Regions from separate parts of the Homo sapiens genome. Here region 1 is linked to region 2. A link is a loop called in an ENCODE intact Hi-C map of the cell type or tissue named here. Cell type or tissue: gastrocnemius medialis. All regions are shown on one strand. Links, peaks and the distances in the headings refer to the core of each region. The heading gives the core; the rest is flanking DNA. Region 1 has its middle 180 kb from the start of LINC02513. Region 2 overlaps LINC02278 (long intergenic non-protein coding RNA 2278).

Region 1 (11,333 bases), core at 2,032-10,031, 390 kb after region 2:
CTGTCACCCCTGCTAGAATATAATCTCTGTCCATAAAGAAAGACATTTTTCCAACTTTGATGTATCTCAAGCCCCTGGAATGGAGCCTGCCTATAGTAGGCATCAGTAAATTTCCCTAAATGTAGGCAGGACACGTGTGGCAAGAGGCACATTCATCCCTCTCTCCATTCGCTTAATATACCTTTATCAGGCATCTTCTCTATGTCAAGCATTATCCTAAAGATGTAAAGATCATAAACTTCCCGTCTCCTCCAGGGTCTGGCAACCTGGGCAGAGGGCAAGAACTTCCTGCTTACAGTAACAGTGTGAGCAGAACCAGGAGCAGGGTCCACGCTCTAGAGCAGGCACAGAGCTGGGTGTGACCCCCACTGCCCCGGGAATGAGGCTGGAGAGACACTGTGGGCGCCAAGTCTAGAGAGCCCAGACCCTGGCTGAGCAGATCATGGCTTACAGCTGAACCCTTACAATACCAAGACACAAGCTTCCTTTGTAAATAACTCTCGTTAGATACAGAGGTAAGACTCCATTAAAGCCAAATAAATCAGACTTAACCTAAGAGGTGGAAATCCAGACAGGAGGAATGCTTAGAGCTCTCTCCTCCTTATGACCCAGATATTCTTCTTCATGCTTCATACTTTGCCTGTTTTCAAGTCACAGAGGAACAGGCTCACACGTGCAGACATACACCGAACACATGCAGGCTGTTTCCAATTTTGCACAGATTATTTCAGTCCAAAGATAAGAAGACCAGGTGGGGTGGACACACCTGCCTTGCTCTTTGATTCCCTGCCACCTTGAGAGGAAGAAGAATCGTTTGTTTAAGCAGCATATTCCTGGGAAGACCTGGTAAAGGCTGCAGCTCCAAGACACCCACACACCTCCCACTAGGGAGTACAACTAGCAGTCAATTGTACCTTTGTTGGGCCTTGCTGAGTACCAAGCTCAGTGCCAGGCATTGGAGAAAGTCACAAAAGAAGTAGAGTCTGAAGAGCTCATGTCTGACCCCAGGAAGGAGAGAGGAGATGCTATAAAAATCAATGCATATAGGCATAATTAGATTGGATGGTTCTCTGAGCTCTGCGGAAAAAATAGCACATAAAAATAATTATGTTATAAACTGACTCTTTCCTATATATAGCAAAGACAAATAATCACCCACTTCCCCAGTTGATCTGTTTTGTGAGTCCCTGTTTTTAAATATTGAGTTTTCTGAAAAGTTCACCTCATTAGCAGAAGTTCTAATGGCAGCCATCAAGTTTTATCCAGGCATAGGGGTGACCTGGAGGTCCCTGCAGAGAGAGGTGAGGTGGGGGAAGGGCTATTGCAGGAACTGGGTGATTCCTCCACAGGGGAAATCTGGCCACTTGGGCAAAATCAGAAGCACAGATTCCGGATTTCTGCTCCTGCTGCTCTTCCAGTCCTGTGCCTTGCATGGCTGGAGGATTTTGGAGGAGAGTAAATCTCAAAGCTCTCTCCAAATCTTCCTGCTCTGCACTTTCACACCTGCTTTGGAATTCTTTAACAGTCTCACTGCAAAATGCCTGGGATCAACAGTGGGGCAGAAACCACCTAGATTATATGGGTATAACGGTAAATGAAAAACAGAGATCTCCAGATAATTAGATGGTCCCAGGTCTGATGTGTTGATGTCAAGGGTGCTTTCTATAAGTACAGGTATAAGTGAAAAAAAACCAATCTCTCTTCCTCTAAACAGCTCAACCAAAGAAATAAGCCCCTACCAGATATCAGCTCTGATGAAGTTAGACCCCAACAATGACCTTTGACATTCTCTCTCAGGAGCTCACTGCCAGCAATGCATGGAGGGGCAGATGGATTTCTCTCAGAGACCACTTTTCTAATTTGCTAAGAGACTGTTCCAAGCCGAGTCATGTCAGGAAATGCTACCTGGTGGCAACCCTTGTCCTTCTACCCAAGAAACTTCACTTCCCATTTCTTTTTAATTGTTTCCTCCCTCTGTCCATGAGAGCAATTTAAGTCACTCTGATTCCCCACTAACAGCCTACTGGATGACAACAGACCAGAACGGAGAAGACATTCCAGAAATAGGAAACCACTGTGAAAAATACCTGCTAGAGTTCCATTAAGCCTTGGGAATCAGGACCACTCCCTGGTAATTTAATTGTTCAGAATGGAAGGGGAGTATATTTTTGATGGTCTTCTAGCAGCTTCAGACAGGGACTGTGAATCCATCATTTACTCAGCAAGCATGTATTAAATTGAATGCCTGTACTAAGTTAGGTACAGATGGTGTTTAATAGCTGATATTTAGTGAACACTTACAGGCCAGGTGCTGGGTTAGTGCTTACTTGGGATGCATTATCTAATGTAATCTTCACAAATGCCTGTGAGTGTCTTGCTATTATAATTCCCAATTTATGATCAAGAACATGGAGGCACTGCTGCAGGGCGCCATGGCTTGTGTCTATAATCCCAGCTACTTGGGAGGCTGAGGCAGGATGCTGAGGTGGGAGAATTGCTTGAGACCAGGAGTTCGAGACCAGGCTGAGCCACATGGCCAGACTCCTATCTCTAAAAAAATTAAAAATTAAAGACCATGAAGGCACTGAGAGGTTAAGCAATTTTCTCAAGATCACAGCTAAATCATGGAAAGGCCAGGACTGAACTCAATTCAGGCACTAGCCTTAACCACTAAGCCCTGTAGCCCCTGAGAGAGATGTACAGAAAAGATTGTGCAACCTGCTCTGTTCCAGGCTTTGCCCTCAGAAAGTCCCTTATAGTAAATTTGAATTTCTCCTACTTCTGTTACAGTCCATTTCCTCTTGCACTGCTCCAGGCTGGAGAAGAATTCGGTGTAGCAGCTTCTGAGAAGTTGAAGGAGGGGCCAGGCAGAAACTGTCCTAGAGTAAGCACTGAGGGGAGCAATGCACTTGGCATACTCAGAGCTGAAACACTTCCAGTGGAGGTCACCTGCAGCCACTGGCAGCCTTATTTGCATTTTCTGAAGCCCCCTCTTTTCCCCATCCTTGGAGTCAAGGTACATTTACCTGCTGAGAAGTCAGAAGTCTCCCTCTGATGCAACACATGTGGCATTTTCTGAAGCTGATAGTGTTCATGGAAAAGGGCAAAGAATGCTTTTATGCCCATTCAGAGAAGAAGTCCCTTAAATAAACAGTGTTTTCTGTGCCTTGGAACCTGCAAACCCGGGGACTCAGTCCTACTCATCACAGGCTAATTCCCCGGCATGACATAGCCTTCTAGCTCAATTGAGCATGTCCAAAATGTGAGCATGTTAGAGGCTTGTTAAAACACAGATTGCTGGGTCCCACCCCACGGGTTCCATAGGTCTGAGATGGGGCCCCCAAAACATGCATTTCTAACAAGCTCCCAGGTAATTCTGATGCTGCTGGTATGGGAAAAACACACACAAAGCTCCAGAGAGAGCTTTGTAGAATTCCTGCCGCTCTGTTAACACATGCAACACCATTCCTATACACCGGAGCTTCAAACATTCCAGAATACCATATTATTTAAAATCTCAGATGCACAAGTAAGTGTTCGAAGTTAGAGGTAGTGGGAGTGAAGAAATAAGGACAGGTTGAGCCCAGACTGAACAGTAACTTAAGAATAAACCTCTTGAGGACTGGTGGATCCAATAAAGAGGAAGCTGAGAGAGCTTGTTTATAGTCAGGCTTTCTACCTGCTTTCTGAGAGCACCAAAGTTGGTCTGGGCAAAGCCAGTCTTACCCTGCCCTGCCCTGCCCTGCCCGGACCTGCCCAAAGTGTTTTCTCCTTTCTCAGGAGGGAATAGACTTATATCCCAGGCACAGGATAGTGGCTGTATTTGCATTCCCTTCCCAGGAAAAGACAGGAGCATCTCTCCTGCCTGCCCTATGGACCCGTTAGCATCTCCTCCATCAAGTTCCCATTTGGACCCTAGGAGTTCAATATCAACAGCTGAAAGGAAGGTATCCTGAATCTCATATGCAGTCACAGTTCTGGAAAGTCTGGAGGTCAGGAGCTACAAAGTGGATGAGGGACCTGACTCTTGTCTTATCCAAATGACTTTACCCATGTCATTCTCTCTAAATGGATATCCCTTTCTCCTGGGTCTCTTGGTGAACTCCTAGCCTTCTTTCAAATCTCCACTCAGGCATTTCGTCTCTGGGAAGCAATCCTCAGCATCTTGGGTAGACTCCGCAGATCTCCTCTGTGCTTTTGCTCGAGGACATCCACACTTCAGTACTGTGTGAGTCTAAGAGACAGGACCAACGTTCTTAACTTGTGAGTATCCCTAGCCTGTCTCCTCTCTCCTCACCATCGAAAGAGGCCTTTTCCCATTGGTTTTTGCCACTCTCCCTGGGGATAAAGATTTCCCTTGCAGAATTATTCTTTTCTGTAATATAGCATCAAAAGTTAGGGAGAGAAAAATGAAGAGGCAGAAGGAAAGGAGGATATTTAGTAGAGATGAAAGGCATGTGGACTCGGGCTAGAAAGATTTCTTTTCTCTCTACAAGGGTAAAGGGAAAAGTGCACAGGCCAGGGCAGTTTTCTGCAGCGTTTTGAGGAAAGAGTGCCAGGGCAGACTCAGGGTGTGAGGAAGTGGATAGAAAATGGAAGGAGGCTGAATTAAGGGTAGCCTGTGTAGATTCCATTTACAGAGTTTGAAAATACAAGGTTGGGCACAGTGGCTCACGCCTGTAATCCCAGCACTTCAGGAGCCCAAGGTGGGCGGATCATGAGGTCAGGAGATCGAGACCATTCTGGCCAACATGGTGAAACCCTGTCTCTACTAAAATACACAAAAAAATAAGCGGGGCATAGTGGTGCGCACCTGTAGTCCCAGCTGCTCGGGAGGCTGAGGCAGGAGAATGGCGTGAACCCAGGAGGCGGAGGTTGCAGTGAGCCGAGATTGCGCCACTGCACTCCAGCAGCCTGGTGACAGAGCAATACTCTGTCAAAAAAAGAAGAAGAAGAAGGAGAAGGAGAAAGAGCAAAGAACTTAAGTTTTTCTGAAATATCTTTCACTCCCTCTTTCTTTGACTGCTCTGGGACTATATGTTTTTGTTGGGTTACATTTTAGTCCTTCTCTAAAGTCCTTTGATTTTGCCCTTCTCAGTGTTGGGCACAGAGGCTGGCCCATGATATTATATAAGGTTGATGTAAAAGTAAATGCAAAATCGAGTAATGGCAAAAACCACAATTAACGTTTGCACCAACCTAACAGATGTGCAGACTGGGTTAGCCTCTCTCCTCCCTTCTTTCCTCTGTCAGTCTTGAGAAGCCCATCGTGCTGAAAGGGCGACAGCATGGATCAGGGGCTGACAGGACAACTGGAGGGAGAGAGGCCAATAAAACATCCCCCTAAGCCTCCCTGGACCGAATACCAGCCACATAGTGCTGATCTTGGCTGGAAGCCCACCATTTACCAACCCCCTACGGGCCTCTGGGGTATGGCTAATTAAAGACATGGTTACTCATTTCATTCCCAAGTCACTATTTAAGGAAGCAGAATCATGCCATTCCTACAAGGCCTCTGACCCTACACTAGAGGCAAACAATGCTAAGGCTTGTCCAAGTGGCTGTAAGTACAAGGCTATCCAAAGAGCACGGGAGGGGGCAGAGGAGGGGAGACCACAGGCCCCACAGCTGGGCCAGCTGCTGGACTGTCCCTTCTTCAATGTCCTCCTCTCTCCCTTTCCCCAAGGGGCCAGGATCTAGTGACAACCCCTCTATAACCAACCCCCCTGCCAGGGCAACTCCTGTGTTTTCTGGGCATACTCAGAGTCACACAGCTGACTCAGAAAAAAGCACCAAAACGATCTCCTTTTGAATTTCAACTAGCAGCAATTTGGAGCGTTTGGGATTTTTCAGTTATTCTTTAAGAAGTAAAGAAAAACATGGCTTTTAATCAACTAACTCTTGTTGAGATCTGCTCTATGCCAGGCCTGGTGCTAAGATGAGGAAGAACAATGTATGAAATGTAATTCCTGCCCTCAAAGAGTATCTAGTCTTATAGATGAAATAGACACATAAACAAATAAATTACACCAATGCGGAATAAGCATAAACGCAGATATGTACTAAGCACAGTACAGAGTAGGTGGTGATAACCTCTCACTGACAGGAGAAGAAAGGTATGCTAGAAATCTAAGGCGGGCTTTGAGGGGCAAATGGGAGTTCATCAGGTAACCAAGTGAGGGAAGAACATCCCCAGCAGAGAAAAATCCTATGCGAATTCATTTAGATCACAGAGAAATAGGTTGAACCTACTAGTTCCAGTGGGTCTCAAGCTTTTTTAACAAACAACTCTTAATACAAGATAAATGGGGAATGGGGATGCCTGTTCTGAAACATCCAGTGCAAGCATAAAATGTCTTAGACTGGCCAGGTGTGTTGGCTCATGATTATAATCCCAGCACTTTGGGAGCCCAAGGCAAGAGGATTGCTTGAGGCCACGAGTTTGCAGCTGCAGTGAGCTATGGATTCCACCACTGCACTTCAGCCTGGGTGATGGAACAAGAACCTGTATCTAAAAGTAAAAATAAAAATAATTGATTTTCATTTTTAATTATGCAAGTTATGCATCATGGTTTACAATATTCTCATGTATTATGATATTAAAATAAGGTTGTGCATTTCTAGTCAGTAAGTTTACTTGACTTTCCAAATGTACATTGTCAAATAAAATTGATACTCCACGGAAGAAGCAGCTCCATGTTGACCCCTTGGCTTCACATTTGCCTGACTCATCCCTGGGGTCAGAGAAAGTCAGTTTACACTGCAGCCTGAGAACTAAAAAGCCTCTAAAAGGGGTTGGAGAGCCAGGCTCAGTGACTCACGCCTGTAGTTCCAGTGACTCAGAAGGCTGAGGTAGGAGGATTGCTTGAGCCCAGGAGGTCGAGGCTGCAGTGAGCAGTATCTTGCCACTGCACTCCAGCCTGGGTGTCAGAGCAAGACTCTGGCTCAAAAAAAAAGAGGGGTGGTGACCAGAGACCAGAGCTTTGTCTCTGAATGTTCAAGTGACTTTTCACACTCATATTTAGGACTGTTGACCAGGTGTGACCACAGTCCCAGTATTTCCACTCCTCTGGAGGTTGAAAGTTTTTCCCCATTCCTGTTAGCCCTCTCTGACTACCACGCTGGTTGACTTGAGGAAGATGCCACCTGTGGGGTCAGGGAAGCCAATCAGGCAATGAAAGAGTGGGCAAGGGGAATCTCTCCCACAAAACCAGCATCCAGGGGCCTTCCAAGCTAAGTGTGCAACTGATAGCCAATCAGATGTAGGGCACCACTGGAGGTTTTAAAAAACCACCTCAAATGAGAGGTCATTGATTCTCCAATCCCAATGCTAGGTTACACCCCAGACCAATTAAGTCAAAACTCAGGGAGTGGCATCCAGGCTTAGAATGTATTAAACCTCCCTGGTGATTCCAATGTGCCAACAAATTTGTGAGTCAGTGAGCGAGGTCACTGTGGTTCTCAACCTGGCTGCACGGGAGAGTCACCTGAGGAGGTTTTTATACCTATGGTGGGGGAGCCACGCCCCAGCCCCATAGATCAGAATCTTCCGGGTTTGCGGCTGGGCAGCAGAATGGCCCTTAGACCCGGGAAGGGAGCCAGCCTATCCTGGCCTGTGCCCTGGGGCACCTTCCTTGAAATTTTCCAGGTTGCACATCCGTGCCTACACCTGCAGGAACTGTCAGAATCGTCCCCGGGGGCACCCTGAGCAAGGATCAGGATGCAGGTACCCACAGAGCTTGGTGACTCGTGCCTTTGCAATCGTCACGACTAGGAGGGTGGCCTGGGCCACTCCCACTGCCCAGAGCAATGTTTCTTGCATGAGAGGTGAGGCCACCAGTGGTGCTGATTTGGGGCAATTCACTCACATGGCGTATAGGGCATGTTCAGGGCCCTGGCTACAGACCATCCACCGCAGACCCCACTTGAGTCACATGTGTGGGTTGTGCATGGCTCTCGCCCTCCATGCTGGGATCCTCCTAAGGTCCTCCACACTGAGCAGTAGGGGCTGCGACATTAGCTGTGCACGCCTGATTGCGGCCACCCAGGCCAGCCACCCACACCTGCTGCAGGCTCCACAGTCTTCCCAGGGTGGCTGTCCAGTCCATTGCTCCTAAAGGCAAACAGACCCTGCGGGTCATTGTCCTCTCATCTCCCACAGATGCAGTGATGTCCCGCAGTCGCTGTCGGTCTCAGGCCGTGCCTGATGAGGGTAGACAGTTGCAGGAAGAGGCCTGCTCTTCTCACTCTTTCCACAAGCCACTACCCTACAGGCTGGTGGCACTGCCTGGCAGGCAGGAATGCAGTCCCTATGGAAATATACCACATTTCAGGAAGGTAGTAATTACTGCCTGGTGGATTCAGAACATGGTTGGAAGGTATCTGTATTAGTCTGTTCTCATGCTGCTAATAAAGACATACCCGAGACTGGGTAGTTTATAAAGGAAAGAGATTTAATGGACTTGCAGTTCCACGTGGTTGGAGAGGCCTCACAATCATGGTGGAAGGCAAGGAGGAGCAAGTCAAGTCTTATATGGATGGCGGCAGGCAAAGAGAGCTTGTGCAGGAAAACTCCCCTTTATAAAACCATCAGATCTCATGAAACTTATTCACTATCATGAGAATAGCATGGGAAAGACCCGCCCCCATGATTCAATTATCTCCCACAGGGTCCCTCCCACAACACATGGGAATTACGGGAGCTACAATTCAAGATGAGATTTGGGTGGGGACACAGCCAAACCATAACAGTATCCTACGTTTGTGCTAGAAAACTTTAAAGAGTAAGTTTCACATCACCAAAAAAGAATTATCCTTCACACTTTCTTGCATACTGGGAAAGACTTGCATTTTCTGTTCACCAAGGGGAAAGCACCTTTAACAGACCATTGAGAGCTGATAATCACATCGAACACACCAGATGAGACAGTTGACCCTTAACAATGAAACAACCCTCAAATTAACAGTATTGAGGCAAAGCAGAAACAAAATCTATTCTTTCAATACAAACTGTTCTGAAGAGCCCTGGCATTGTAATAACAGTGTTGCTATCTTTCTCTTACAGTAGGAGATATGAAATTAATCAGGAATGGTACATTTGATGATAAAGAACAGGAAGAGATTCTGTCTAAACCCCGCGAAGAATCTCTATGTGCACTAACTGGACAATACATAAATCATAAGTAACTCTCTTCTACCCATTCTAATTTTTCTTCAATGCATCACTGTACCTCATATGGGCCCATAAATTTTGTCATGCATTTTCTAGTCAGCTTATTTTTATAGATAAGTGCCCCAGCAAACAATGTGTACCGAGGACCCTGCACATGCTAGGGAAAATCCCACTGGGCATCTTGGGTATTTCTTTCAAAATCTTCCAGGTGATTTCCATTTTGTACCCAGGGTTGTGAGTCCCTATGCCAGAAGCGAGAAGGTGGATGTCCACATGTCAACCAGCTGGTTTCAGCCAGCGACAGAGAAGGGCTACAGGGAGTGTTACAGGTGGGACTGTATCCCCCTAACATTCATATGTTGAAGTCCTAACCCCCAGTAGCTCAGACGGTGACCTTATTTGGAAATAGGGTCATTGCAGATGTACAGATGCTCCTCAACTTACAATGAGGTTATGACCTGATAATCCCATCATAGGTTGAAAATGCTGTTAAGTCAAAAATGCATTTAATATACCTAATCTACTGGATGCCATAGTTTAGTCTACCTTAAACATTCTCAGAACACTTACATTAGTCTACACTGGAGCAAAATCACCTAACACAAAACCTATTTTATAATAATGTGTTGAATATCTCACGTGATTTATTGAATACTGAACCGAATGCATGTCACTTCCATACAATCATAAAGCAGAAATATTGTAAGTGGAACCGTCATTAGGTGGGGGACTGTCTGTAATTCGTTTCAAGATGGGATCATACTGGAGTAGGGTGGCTTCTAATCCAATACGAATGGTGGTGTTCTTATAAAAAGGAAGAAATATGCACATGCAGACATGCACACAGGGAGAATGCCAGGTGAACATGAAGGCAGAGATCAGGGTGATGTGTCTACAAGCCAAGGACTGCCAAAGATGGCAGCAAATCATCGGAAGCTAGGAAAAAGGCCCCGAACAGGTCCTTCCTTCACCACTCTCAGAAGGAACCAACCCCTCTGCTACCTTGGTCTCTGACCTCCTGGCCTCCAGAATGGAGACAGTACATTTCTGTTGTTAAGTCACCCAGTTTGCTGTACTTCGTTTCATCAGCGCTAGCAAACTAATGCAGTGAGGCCCCTCAAAGGCGCCCAATGGAAGTTCAATACACAAAGATTAAAAATGAGTTTTAAAAATAAATGAACAGAAAGTTTCCAGGTGGCAAAAGAATTGGAAAGCATTGGAAATTATTTTCTTGAGTTGCTCTTTTTTAATGCACTTAACACTGCTGCAGGAAGCATCATCCGTCTCCCCAGTGAACATCCTCAATCTGCTGATTGCTAGTGAGAAAATAACTGGTTCGATTTATGTTAAGTTCCTTGAATCCTTTCACTCCTTTGCTCATTTCAACCTGTCAGGCCAAGGAGAGATAATTGCATTAAATCACCTGGCAATTTAAATGTTCCTCTTTGTAGTGTCAAAGGAGTCTTTCTCTTTAATCAATGAAAAACCTGAGGTCTCCCTGGCGAATAGTAAAGCCTTACAATTAAGAGCCCACAGGGAGCTGGATTGAACAGGAGAGATTCTGGGTGCAAAGAGAAGCTTCTCATGGATCCTAATCAGGCTCCCTGCTGGAGGAACCCAGAGATGCCCCATGGGTACCGGACAACAGTGGCCTGTGTGTCTCCCACTGGACACTAAGTCCCTTGAGGGGGAGGACTCTGCCCCTCCCATCTTACCACAGGGCCCTGTTTTCATGATTGTTTAACTGAATCCTCCTCCCTAACCCCCTCTTGGACCCAGAGATTGTGCTTCCTTGCCTGATTACTGTATAAGAGGCGGAAACAAACATCTTAATCAGACATTCATGGCACACAAGCCAGTTAAAAAGGGTCACACAAACCAGTTAAAAAGATGACAAATAGAAATTTAGTTAAGGTCGGTAAAAGGAAATGGGGTTTGAACCTAGAAATAAATTTTTCTTTTTTCTTTCTTTCTCTTTTATTTTCATTTTTATATTTTTGAGATGGGGTATTGCTGTCGCCGAGGCTGGAGTGCAGTAGTGTGATCATAGCTCACTGTAACTTTGACCACTCGGGCTCAAGTGTTCCTCCTGCCTCAGCCTCCCAAATAGCTGGGACCACAGGACACACCACCAAAACTGCCTAATTTTTTTATTTTTATT
Region 2 (11,333 bases), core at 1,980-9,979:
TAGTGCATTCCACACTCTGGGTTTTTAAAAAATAGTATTGGTGTTGATTCTCTGGTAGGATTTTGTCATTAGAATGTGTACGGGTTTTTGACTGTCAATCTTCTTGCCTATAATGACTTGGATATCCATGGACTTTCAAAGGCAAACCACAATGATTTTAGAAAATAATTAACAAAGTGTGTAATTGGTCACAGCTCAAATATTGGCAATAAAAGTATAAATTTAACATGTGATTGACTTAAATTATATCATTTTCTCGAGTCATGTATTGCAGGGGGTTACACAGTCAGACATCAGGGCATGAGGCTGGTTAGGAAGAAATTTGGGGGGGAATTTCACTTGAGAATGTTGTGTATTTTCTAAGCACCAAAAAACTATGCTAAGAAACATAAAGTCATTTTTGCATCCCAACCCCAGTATTATGCATGGAAGAAAGACTGGAGGAACAGCTCAGAGTCATTATCCCTGATGTGGCTCCTATTAGGGGGCAATTTCCCATTGTGTGTAGTTTGGCTAGAGTGCCTTAGTTGTATGTGGAAGCTGAAGAGGGAGACCCTTCAATGCTCACTGCATAGCAACATGGTTGTAGTCACATGAACTAGGCTTGGACACTGACGCTGAAATTCCGAAACTTGGATGATGGCACAGGAATGGGACTAAGTGAGGCAAAGAAGCATCTAGGGTGCTAGGGGGTAACATTTAAGGAGGCACTCATTCTTAGAGTCATGAGAGTGCTGATCTGCATTGGTACGACCCTGAGAGTGAGTGCCTCCTTTTCTTTCTTTTTTTTTTTTTTTTTTTGAGACGGAGTCTCATTCTGTTGCCCAGGCTGGAATGCAGTGGCATGATCTCAGCTCACTGCAAGCTCCACCTCCCGGGTTCACGTCATTCTCCTGCCTCAACCTCCCGAGTAGCTGGGACTACAGGTGCCCGCCACCGCACCTGGCTAATTTTTTGTATTTTTTAGTAGAGACGGGGTTTCACCGTGTTAGCCAGGATGGTCTTGATCTCCTGACCTTATGATCCACCCGCCTTGGCCTCCCAAAGTGCTGGGATTATAGGCATGAGCCACCCCGCCCGGCCATGAGTGCCTCCTTAAATGGTGTGCCATAGGCTGCTGGCTTGCCTCTCCTAGTCCCACAGCCTTGGTGTGATACTTGGAAAGTCTGGAAAGTCAGCAAGCAGATCATCACAGTGGTGGTGGCAGAGATGATGCCAGTGCAGTATGCAGTAGTGATAGTACTAGTGACAGCCGAAACAGTGAGAATGGTGGCCGTGGATGCAGTGTTGCTGATTCCAATGGTAGCGTGAACACTGGGATAAGCTTAGATCTGGTTCTCATGGGAAAGACTCCTGGTTCTCCTGCCTTTGGTTTTGTCAGTTCCTTGATAATCCATCCGATCCAGTATGTTTCTGCCTAAGTGAATCAGAGTTGGTTTCTGTTGCTTGCCACCAAGAACTCTCACTAACACAGTGGGATTGTGAGCAATTTATACTTTTTTTTCACCTTTATCCTTTTTCTTTGTTTTTATTTTTTTCATATTAATAAGCAGATTGATTTTTCACGGAAGGCCAAAACTTGTTGTCAATTTGTTTTGTCATCAAGTAGATCAAAGTGTGTAGGGCGGGCTCCCAACTGAGTCCATTAGGCAGTTCAGTGATGTTAACATCAAGAACCTGGATACTTTCCATCTCTCCACTGTTCCACCATTGATGTGGGCTTCATCTTCATGTTAGTGGCAGCCTGGCTATGCCAGTTCCAGGAGTTACATGCAGGAATGGCAATGCCAAAGGGAGAATAGGAGGGCCTCTTCCTATGGTGCTTTCTTAAGAATGAAGAATAATTTTCCAGGAGTCTCACTCCAGAATTCTCTTTAATTTTCTTGGCCAAAATGAGGTTATGTGCCTAAGCATGTCTTAACTGCTGACAAGGGCAATGGAATTCTCCTCAGATCAATCAGACCCATTCCTAAAGCTAGTGTTTGTTTACCCCAAGGAACATGACTCTGTAGGAAAGAGGAGATTATATGAATAAAACTAGGGTTCTCTTAGGAAAGAAGAAGGGTAGAGTGGAGGCTGGATAGTCAACCTGCAGTATCCATAATGTATTTTGATTGGTCTTTGAGTGTTTTTGCCCACCTTTGGATGTGTGGCTGCAATCTGAGTACTAATGTATATATTGGCTTTCTTAGGCAACTGTTTGTCCTGTCTTCTGATACAAGTTTTGTTTTGTTTTGTTTATTTTGTTTTGAGACGGAGTTTCACTCTTGTTGCCCAGGCTGGAGTTCAATGGCGCCATCTTGGCTCACTGCAACCTCTGCCTCCTGGGTTCAAGTGATTCTCCTGCCTCAGCCTCCTGAGTAGCTGGGGTTACAGATGCCTGCCACCATGCCTGGCCAATTTTTTGTATTTTTAGTAGAGACAGGGTTTCACCATGTTGGCCAGGCTGGTCTTGAACCTCAGACCTCAGGTGATTCACCCTCCTCAGCCTCCCAAAGTGCTAGGATTACAGGCATGAGCCACCATGTCCGGCCCTGATACAAATTTTAAAATGCTGACTATAACATAGTAAAACAGTAAAAAATTAAACATAGAATTACTATATGAGCCAGCAATTCCACTTCTGGACATACACACAAAAAATAATTAACAACAGGGATTTGAACAGAGACTTATACACCAATACTCATAGCAACATTGTTCACAATAGCCAAAAGGTGGGAGCAACCAAAATGTCCAGTGACAGATGAACAGAGAAACAAAATGTGGTCTATACATACAATGGAATATTATTCAGCCTTAAAAAAGAAAGAAATCCTGTCATATGCTACAACATGGATGAACCTTGAAGACATTACGGTAGGTATAATAAGCCAGTCACAAAAAGACAAACACTGTGTGATCCCACTCATATGAGGTACTTAGAGTAGTGAAATTCACAGAGACAGAAAGGACAATGGTGGTTTCCAGGGGCTGGAAGAGAGGAACATGGGGATCTATTGTGTAATGGGTACAGAATCTCAGTTTGCAAGATGAAAAAAGTTCTGGAGATGAATGGCGGTGATGGTTGCACCATGTGAATGCACTCAATGCCATAGAACTGGATACTTAAAAATGGTTAAGATGATACATTTTATTTCATGTGTATTTTACCACAATGTAAAAAATGAATAAAAGATAAAAAAGTCCATTTTAATAGTTAATTTTATGTGTCAACCTGGCTAGGCTATGATAACATTAGTTTGGTCAAACACTAGCCGAAATGTTGCTGTGAAAGTGTTTTTTACATGCGACTGATATTTAAATAAATAGACCTGGAGGAAACCAGATTCCTCTCCATAATGTGAATGAATCTCCTTTAGTCAGTTGAGGGCCTTAAGAAAAAAGACTGAGGTCCCCTGAGGAAGAAGAAATTCTACCCCCAGATTTTTTCTGAACTCAAGATTGCAACATCAACTTTTCCCTAGGTTTCCAGGCTGCTGGCCTGCCTTGCAGATTTCGAACTTGCCAGCCCCCACAATCAGGTGAGTCCACTCCTTATTTTAAGCTTTTAATCGCTCTCTTTCTCTGTGTGTATGTGTGTTTGTTTATTTATTTATATACATCCTGTTGGTTCTGTTTCTCTGCAGAACACTGACTAATACGCCCATGTTTTTCATAAGCCTTATATGATATTTATAAAAATTTTATAATTAAACAAACACTGCCTGTATTTTTGTTATCAGAGGATGTAGGATACCTGAAGATTCAAAGCTGTAAATCACAGTAAATGTCCAAGTAAATGTCCTTGGTGGAAGTTGTGTAGGAATAGATGAGGAAGTGTGTGGGAAGTATTTTGTCCTTGACCAAATAAATGTCCATGAAATGGGTGGAAGTTGCATAGGAATAGATGAGGAAGTGTGTGGGATGGGGAAACCCCACAGAGCTTTTCCCCTTGGCCTAGAATTCCCTTCTTCTACATAGTCCCTGGTGTAGTCTTTATAAAACCACTCAAAACTGTGGCTGGTCTAGCAAGCACTTGAAAAATGTTACTGGCTTTTATTATTATTTTTGAATGAGATGTGTCTTCCCCACTCATAGTATTTTCTAGGTGGAGGAAGCTCCACTTGGGGAATAATCTGTCCTTCCCCTCCTCTCTCCACTCACAGCCTGCTGAGTTTAGGAGAAACTGAGTATATGGCTACTGTAACAAATTACCAGAAACTGGGTAACTTAAAGCAACAGAAATGGATTTTCTTGCAGTGCCGGAGGCCAGAAGTCCAAAATCAATGTGTGGACTGGGTTGGTTTCTTTTGTAGGCTCTAAGGAAGAATTCATTCCCTGCCTCTCTCCTGGTTTTGGGTGCTGGGTTTCTGAAATCTTTGGTTTGAATCCAGGTTTCTTAACCTGTAGATGCATCACACCAATTTCTGCCTTCATCTTCACAAGGCTTTCTCCTGTCTGTCTTCTGCTCTTATCTTCTAAGAACACCTGCCATTTGATTTAGGGCCCACTCTAATCCAGGATGATCTCATCTCAAGGTCCTTAACTTAATTACATCTGCAAAGATCCTTTTTCTAAATGAGCTCACATTTACAGACTCTTTCTATATGTGTATGTATGTCTTTCTCTATATAAACGCATAGTATGTGTGGGTGTGTGGGGCACACTCAGCCCACCACATTAGGCGTGTGCATTTCAGCTTCTTCCTCTCCTTTTCTTCTTGGAGTAAGTCTGCCTGTTGAGAACACGTGTTCTCCTCTGATTCTGCTGTGTAGGTTTTCCAAGGGCCTTGCCCTCCATTATAAAGCTTGCTGTGGCCTAGCAATACTGGATGGATAAATCTGTCTATTTCTGAGTTCAGAATTGGAAACCCACTTACCTTACCTGAAGCTATAAAGTCTTCTTCGATATCAACTTTATCAAGTAAATGTGATAGTTTGGTCTCCCATCTGCTCTATTCTCTGATCTTATTTCTCAATCAGCTGATAATTCAAGTATGGAAGAAAAGTGCCCCTTTTTGCGGGACTCCCTTGAAAATTCAATAAATATCACTTAAGCCTCAGCTCAAAGGTTGGTAACCTTCTAAATTTTCCCCTCCCTCTCACAGGCAGAGTTAACCATGTCTTCTGGGCTCCCATACTCCTTTGTATTATCTTCTGTTATTTCCATTTTTTCCTGTTGGATTATAGTTTTCCGAAGGCCATCTCCCATGTTCCATCCACCAAATAGAATTGTACTTTGACAACCCAGACATCCTCCTAAGAGCTACAGCCCAGGGTTCATGAGTAGGCACTGTGCATCCTGTTACTCTGTCATGCTTTTGATTTCATTGTCATCTTTGTTTTCTTTGCTAATATAGTCATGAATAAGAAAGGAAATGTTGCTTCTTTACTGGAAATGGGATCCGAGATATCTTGTACTTTTTGTCAAACCAATTTATGGGCTTTGCCTACTGAAATAATGTGGTCTTATATACTGCTTTCTATATCTTATAATTGAGAACTACTTTTTTTTTTTAGCTTTTGAAAGGTTAATAAATACAATGAATGCATAAGAAAGAACATAAAACTCACACATCATCCCACCATCAACAGTCACTGTCAGCTTATCTTTCCAGTTTATTCTCTCTATATTCTATATGTGAATGTGTATAATTAATTCAGTAATGATACTATATAACTTGCATACACTGACTTTTATTGAACAGTATATCAGTGGGCATTTTCCCTTGTCACGATGTTCTCCAAGTCATATTTTTGAACAGTTGTATGATATTCCTTACAAATATATTAAAATTTATTCAAGTATTTTCTTTTCCTCTGGTATTCAAGTTGTTTTTAATTTTTGGTTATTTTATTTTATTTTTTGAGACAGAGTCACTCACTCTGTCACTCAGACTGGAGTGCAGTGGTGCAATCTCAGCCAACTGCAACCTCTGCCTCTCAGGTTCATGCGAATCTCGTACCTCAACCACCCAAGTAGCTGGGATTACAGGTGCCTGCCAACATGCCCGACTAATTCTTGTATTTTTAGTAGAGATGGGATTTCACCATGTTGACCAGGCTGGTCTCCAACTCCTGACCTCAGGTGATCTGCCTGTCTTGGCCTCCCAAAGTGAACTTTTGGTTATTTTAAATAGCTCTAAAAATGTGTTTTCAAATATCTGTCATAGCTCTGACATGATTTGTAGCAAAGCTGAATGGTTGACACAGTCAAAGTTAGGATGGCAATCAATACATTGGGACATCATGCTGGAGGAAAGTCAGCGCTGGCATGAGTGCCAGCCTCTGCCACACCACTCTTGGGATGAGAGCTGCTGCAGACAGTGCTCTCTGCGTGGGTGGATGTGATTTCTGCCAGGACCCTGCTTCCCTGGCTATGGTGCACTGAACTGAGAACTGATGCCCGACCCAAAGGCAGCCATCCATGGAGAGTCCAGTGGCCAGCGGCTGATGCCAGAGCTCCACCCAGCGAGGTCACTGTACCCTGGATGATGAGTGGCCAGTCAAACAAAGCCTCTTTCACACATTTTGAATTTGAGACTTATCAGAGGACTAAGCCAAAAAGTTGGGCCGAAAAAGGCAGACGTCCTGAGAGGAGTCTGCAAGCCATATCCACACGGCAGTAGGAGCCACAACTAAGCGGGAGCCATGGAGGAGAGAAAAGGAATGCAGAGAGGATTTAGCAGCACGAGCAGAGAAAGCAGGGCAGAGCGTGGCTGAGTCATCACACTGGCAGAGCACTAGAGAAGGAGCAACAGATGCTTGCCGTTGAAGCAATGTCAAGAAGAACAGGTGGCTGGAGGTATACTATGTCCTGAATGACATTCCTGGCTCTGCCAGACCCGCCAGGCAGCTGCTAAAACTGCTTCCTGTTCTTCCCTACTTCCTCATAATGAACCACATTAATGCAAGTCACCAGAGCACGTCTCTTTTCCTGGCAACCCGAAAGAGCCTAATCAACACCACGTAATATTCGTATCTCTCTTATGGCACACATCAGGTGGCATGATGATGATTTGAGTTCTATGATTCTCCCTGACTAGACTCCTTGAGGTCAAAAACTGTATTTAATGTCTTTCAGAAGATATCCTCAGCAATGGGGACAGTTTAATAGCATGTAGTAGGTGCTTCCTAACTGTTTGATGAATGAATGAGGAATGTAAATGGTCCTGGGGTCAAAATAGCCATTGCAAAACATTTCTGTAGAGGAGATAAGTTTTTGGTTTCTTGTTTTGTGTGCTATTTATAAGGGGTGTAAAAACTCTTAATCTCAAGAATTTTATTTGAGGCTGGGTGTGGTGGCTCATGTCTGTAATCTCAGCACTTTGGGAGGCCAAGAGTTCAAGACCAGCCTAGTCAACATGGTGAAACCCCGTCTCTACTAAAAATACAAGAATTAGCTGGGCATGGTGGCACATGCCTGTGATCCCAGCTACTTGGGTGGCTGAGGCACGAGAATCGCTTGAACCCAGGAGGCGGAGGTGGCAGTGAGCCAAGATTGCGCTACTGCACTCCAGCCTGGGTGACAGAGTGAGATTGTCTCAAAATAAAAAAAAAAATTAAAAAAAAAGAATTTTATTTGAAACAATGGCTTGGTGAAAATTTTCCTTTAATTTTTTTTGTAAATAAAACACATTAAATATACATACATACATACATACATACATAATTTATTCACCAAACATTTACAGTCTAAGCTCTGAGTATACATTAGTAAGCTCAATGGAGAGAAAGCACATAATAAGAGAGTTCCAGCCCTTGCAGGGCTCTCAGGCTAAGAAAAGAGTCATGTTAGCCCAATTAGGAAAATAAGGCTATGCAGAATGGGATGAAGTGGTGCAAAGTGCTGAGGAATTTTCTTGGTGAAATGTGATTTTGAATAAGACATGGCAAGTTGCACAGAAAAGCACTTGCTATTAAGGTGACATGAGCATCTCTTAAAACAGTGATTAGGCTGGGCGCGGTGGCTCACGCCTGTAATCCCAACACTTTGGGAGGCCGAGTCGGGAGGATCACAAAGTCAGGAGATGGAGACGGTCCTGGCTAACACGGTGAAACCCCATCTCTACTAAAAATACAAAAAATTAGCCGGGCGTGGTGGTGTGCGCCTATAGTCCCAGCTGCTGGGGAGGCTGAGGCAGGAGAATGGCGTGAACCCGGGAGGCGGAGCTTGCAAGTGAGCGAGATTGCGCCACTGCACTCCAGCCTGGGCTACAGAGCGAGACTCCGTCTCAAAAAACAAAAGCAAAAACAGTGATTAGCGATTTCCTTTACATTGTCAGTTTAATGAGACAGGAGATTCCAATTTCAGCCTTTTTATAGTTTTTGGGAATGTATTGGGTTGTGGGTTCCACAGTGTACTTTCTCCTGGGAAAGTACACTTACCAACTGTCTTGAGGCAAGGTGTTGTTATTACTCTTTCAAATGAGACAAGAAATCACTAAATATTGTATCCCAAATGAGACTTAGCAAATAGTTCTCTGATATAACAGAGTTGCATAAACTTGCTGATGTTTTTCAAGAAACTGAATGAGTTCAGTTTGGCAATGTGAAGTTGCAATATCACCATGCTTACATTTGCTGATAGCATGCCAGCAATTAAGTTGAAACCTAACTTTATGACTCAAAGAGCAAAACATTAATTTTATCACACTCAAGCTTTGAGCAATAGTTACTGAGATACTAAGTTTAAAAAATAAGTAACATTGTTGAATTTCTTGTTAGATATTATAGATACATTTGAGAAACATCTTCCCAGTGAACACTTAAATTAACAGAGGAGATTGTTTGTAGAATTAAACTTTGAAATAAAACTTCCCATTGCTCAGACTTTCAACCTACTTACACTTTGGCACAAGTTTAATTTAAGACTATTTTGAATGTTCCAGGTGTAATTTAAACAGGTATGCTATTTAAAAAACAGTTACCAGTAATGAATCAGAATTTTCTCAATACTGTGCAAATAAAATACAGAAACAAAGTGAGTGTTAAAACTGGTATAAACCTGCAATCCCTTATCCTAAATTTAAAATTTTCACATTGGTCAAAATAGAATAAACTGTGTTTTTTTTTTCCTGTGCATCCTCCTTCCGGTGACAGCAGCTCGATTTTCCTTCGAGACCTGGATGTATGCAGGACCCACCATGCTCATTTGGGATACACCATTGTGTTGGCCACAGGTTCAGGGATGGACATGTGAGGCGGGCCAGGTCGCTGAGGCTTAGTTCTGGGACTGTGGTGGGCTTTGGTAGGAAAGGAAGATTGCCGCTTGTAAAGGTGATTCTAAGCCCAGCGTTCCTGGGGACTACCAAGGATGCTCATGTTGAGAATGAAGCAGCTACTATAGAGGGGACATGGAGCTGAGAAATCAGCTGAAGCTTTGATAATATTCTTTCAGCCCCACAATCAACTGATTCCTGAATCCCAGAACCCCTCCTGGATTTATATGGGTAATAAATCTTCTTCCTCCCTTCCCCCACTTTTTTTTTTCCTGAGTTAGTTTGAATTGAGTTTTCAGTCACTTGCACAGAGTGCAAAATCTTGACTCATGTGCAGACGATTAGAATTGTTCTCATTGGTTAACTTAAGAATAAGCAAGCTTAATAAAGTTAAGATTATAAAAGCACGTTTGTACTAATGAAACATCACCCGCTTGTTTTTGTTGTATACATTCATGTTTTACATAAGAATTACTTGAAACAAGCTCTGTTGAAATATGAAAATTAAAAAATAAATGTATAAAAATATAAAACCTCTACAACCCCCCGGCCTACAAATAAAGTCAAATCCACGTGTAGCAAGTCATTCCAGACCATTCGTAGTTGGTCCTGACCTCCTTTCCCTCCTCAGACCTTTCATTCCTTCCATGCCACATTTCTAGAACTCTGTCCAGCTTTCTCGGCTCCTCTGCTCTTCTGCTTCTTGCTCAGTGTCTGTTCTCTGCTCAAAACACCACCTTTTTCTGCTCTTTTTTTTCACTCATGCTTTAAGGTTCAGCTAAAGAGCACATCCTTGTTAAAGCCTTCCAGAGTCTTCCCATAGAGAATTCCTTGCTCTTCCTTCTGCTCAGCCATCCTCACAGTCCGACGTGTATTACTGCTATGTGGACTTAAGTGCATTCTGTCCAGTCTGGAGTCTCACAGGCAGGGCCTACATTTGGTTCATCTGTGTATCCCTCCTGCTTGAAGGCTGTCTGCCACATAGTAGATATTCAATGCATATTTGTCAAATGAAATTTCAATATGTGGCATCAGGTTGCTTATTCTCTTTTTTACTCTCCTACATGCTACAGGCAGGCTTTTCTCATCTAGGGTGTAAAAGAAGCCATATATACTCAGTAGTAGTTTTGTTGGCATTCACAGTCATCAAACACCATAAATGACCCATGTTCCAGCCATTCAAAGAGTCCCAGTCCAAGGGTGAACTTTTATTAGCTCTATTTATTGGCCCAAACATAAACTCCTTGGTTTCAATGGGACCTTGAGCTGAATATAGAAACGCACAGATCAAAGAGGCTCCAAGGTCATTCAGTATTGTGCACATTACCATTCTTTATCAATTCAAACTTCAGTTGAGTGGTTTAGTACTTTTTCCTTGGTAGTGTTTATTTATCACAAGAATAGGAGATGCTTACCAAGGACTTTACAAGTATTTCAAAACACATCCAGCTATCAGGAGGCTTGCTTTGTAACCAGCTACACTGGGCGTGTCACCTTCTTTGGGCATCACTCATGCCTCGTGTCACCTCTTTCAGGCTGCTTAATTGACTTGCGTGTTTTGGACCATCTGACTTGGTACTGACTTCCCATATTTCCTGAATAACTAATGATAGATATTATATTTATGAGGATTAACCACTCCCGATTTCAGTTGGACTTGTTGGACAACATTAAATGCTCTTAAACTGGCCTTCTCCTATTCCTGATGGACTTTCTTGGGGATTAAGCACTCCATCCCACTTTACCCTGTATCACAGTCATGGCATCCTCACACTCAGAAGAGAATTCGTGTCCAGAAGAGTTCATGCTTTTAACTGGAGGACAATTTGTGGTGGTGACCTAGTTCCCCCTGAGTGATTAGGAATGCTTTCTTTGTGAAAACCATCTGCAGAGAAGTGAAGATACAAACATTAGGTTTGTTGGGATGGGATAGGGTCAGTGTAGAGCTATCAAGTCTAAACTCCTGTCTTTGAGACTGAAATCTGCTGGATTGTTAGTGGGAGGAAGAAAGGGGTTGGCAAGAGAGAAGACACAGTTCCACGCCCTTGGGCAGTCAGTCCTTCTTGACTGGACTATACAAGCAAATTATAGGTTGGAGGACACTGTTTGGGACATGTACTGACATGTTAAA

What was found. A loop is a pair of places that touch in the nucleus more often than their neighbours do. Peaks named below come from ENCODE experiments on the same cell type or tissue, not always from the same donor. Only the 100,000 strongest peaks of a DNase experiment are listed, where the experiment ranks them.
Region 1: a loop joins it to region 2, with 2.4 times the contacts of the local background. A loop is called at or near these places in 4 of 110 quality-filtered maps.

What each region holds. Positions count from the first base shown.
Region 1 is chr4:38,185,119-38,196,451 of GRCh38, reverse strand. No RefSeq gene overlaps it. Among named protein-coding and RNA genes, the nearest start is that of LINC02513, 180 kb to the left of the region's middle. RefSeq lists enhancers at 6,726-6,895, 9,068-9,237. In gastrocnemius medialis, for the core only: no CTCF peak of the experiment used is centred there; a DNase peak (open chromatin) is centred at 5,401; H3K27ac peaks cover 1,124 bases.
Region 2 is chr4:38,570,206-38,581,538 of GRCh38, reverse strand. It overlaps LINC02278 (long intergenic non-protein coding RNA 2278), which reads right to left. Exons shown (of 3, transcript NR_146991.1): 3 at 7,579-11,087. Among named protein-coding and RNA genes, the nearest start is that of LINC02278, 12 kb to the right of the region's middle. In gastrocnemius medialis, for the core only: no CTCF peak of the experiment used is centred there; DNase peaks (open chromatin) are centred at 5,998, 6,428 and 6,768; H3K4me3 peaks cover 649 bases; H3K27ac peaks cover 2,095 bases.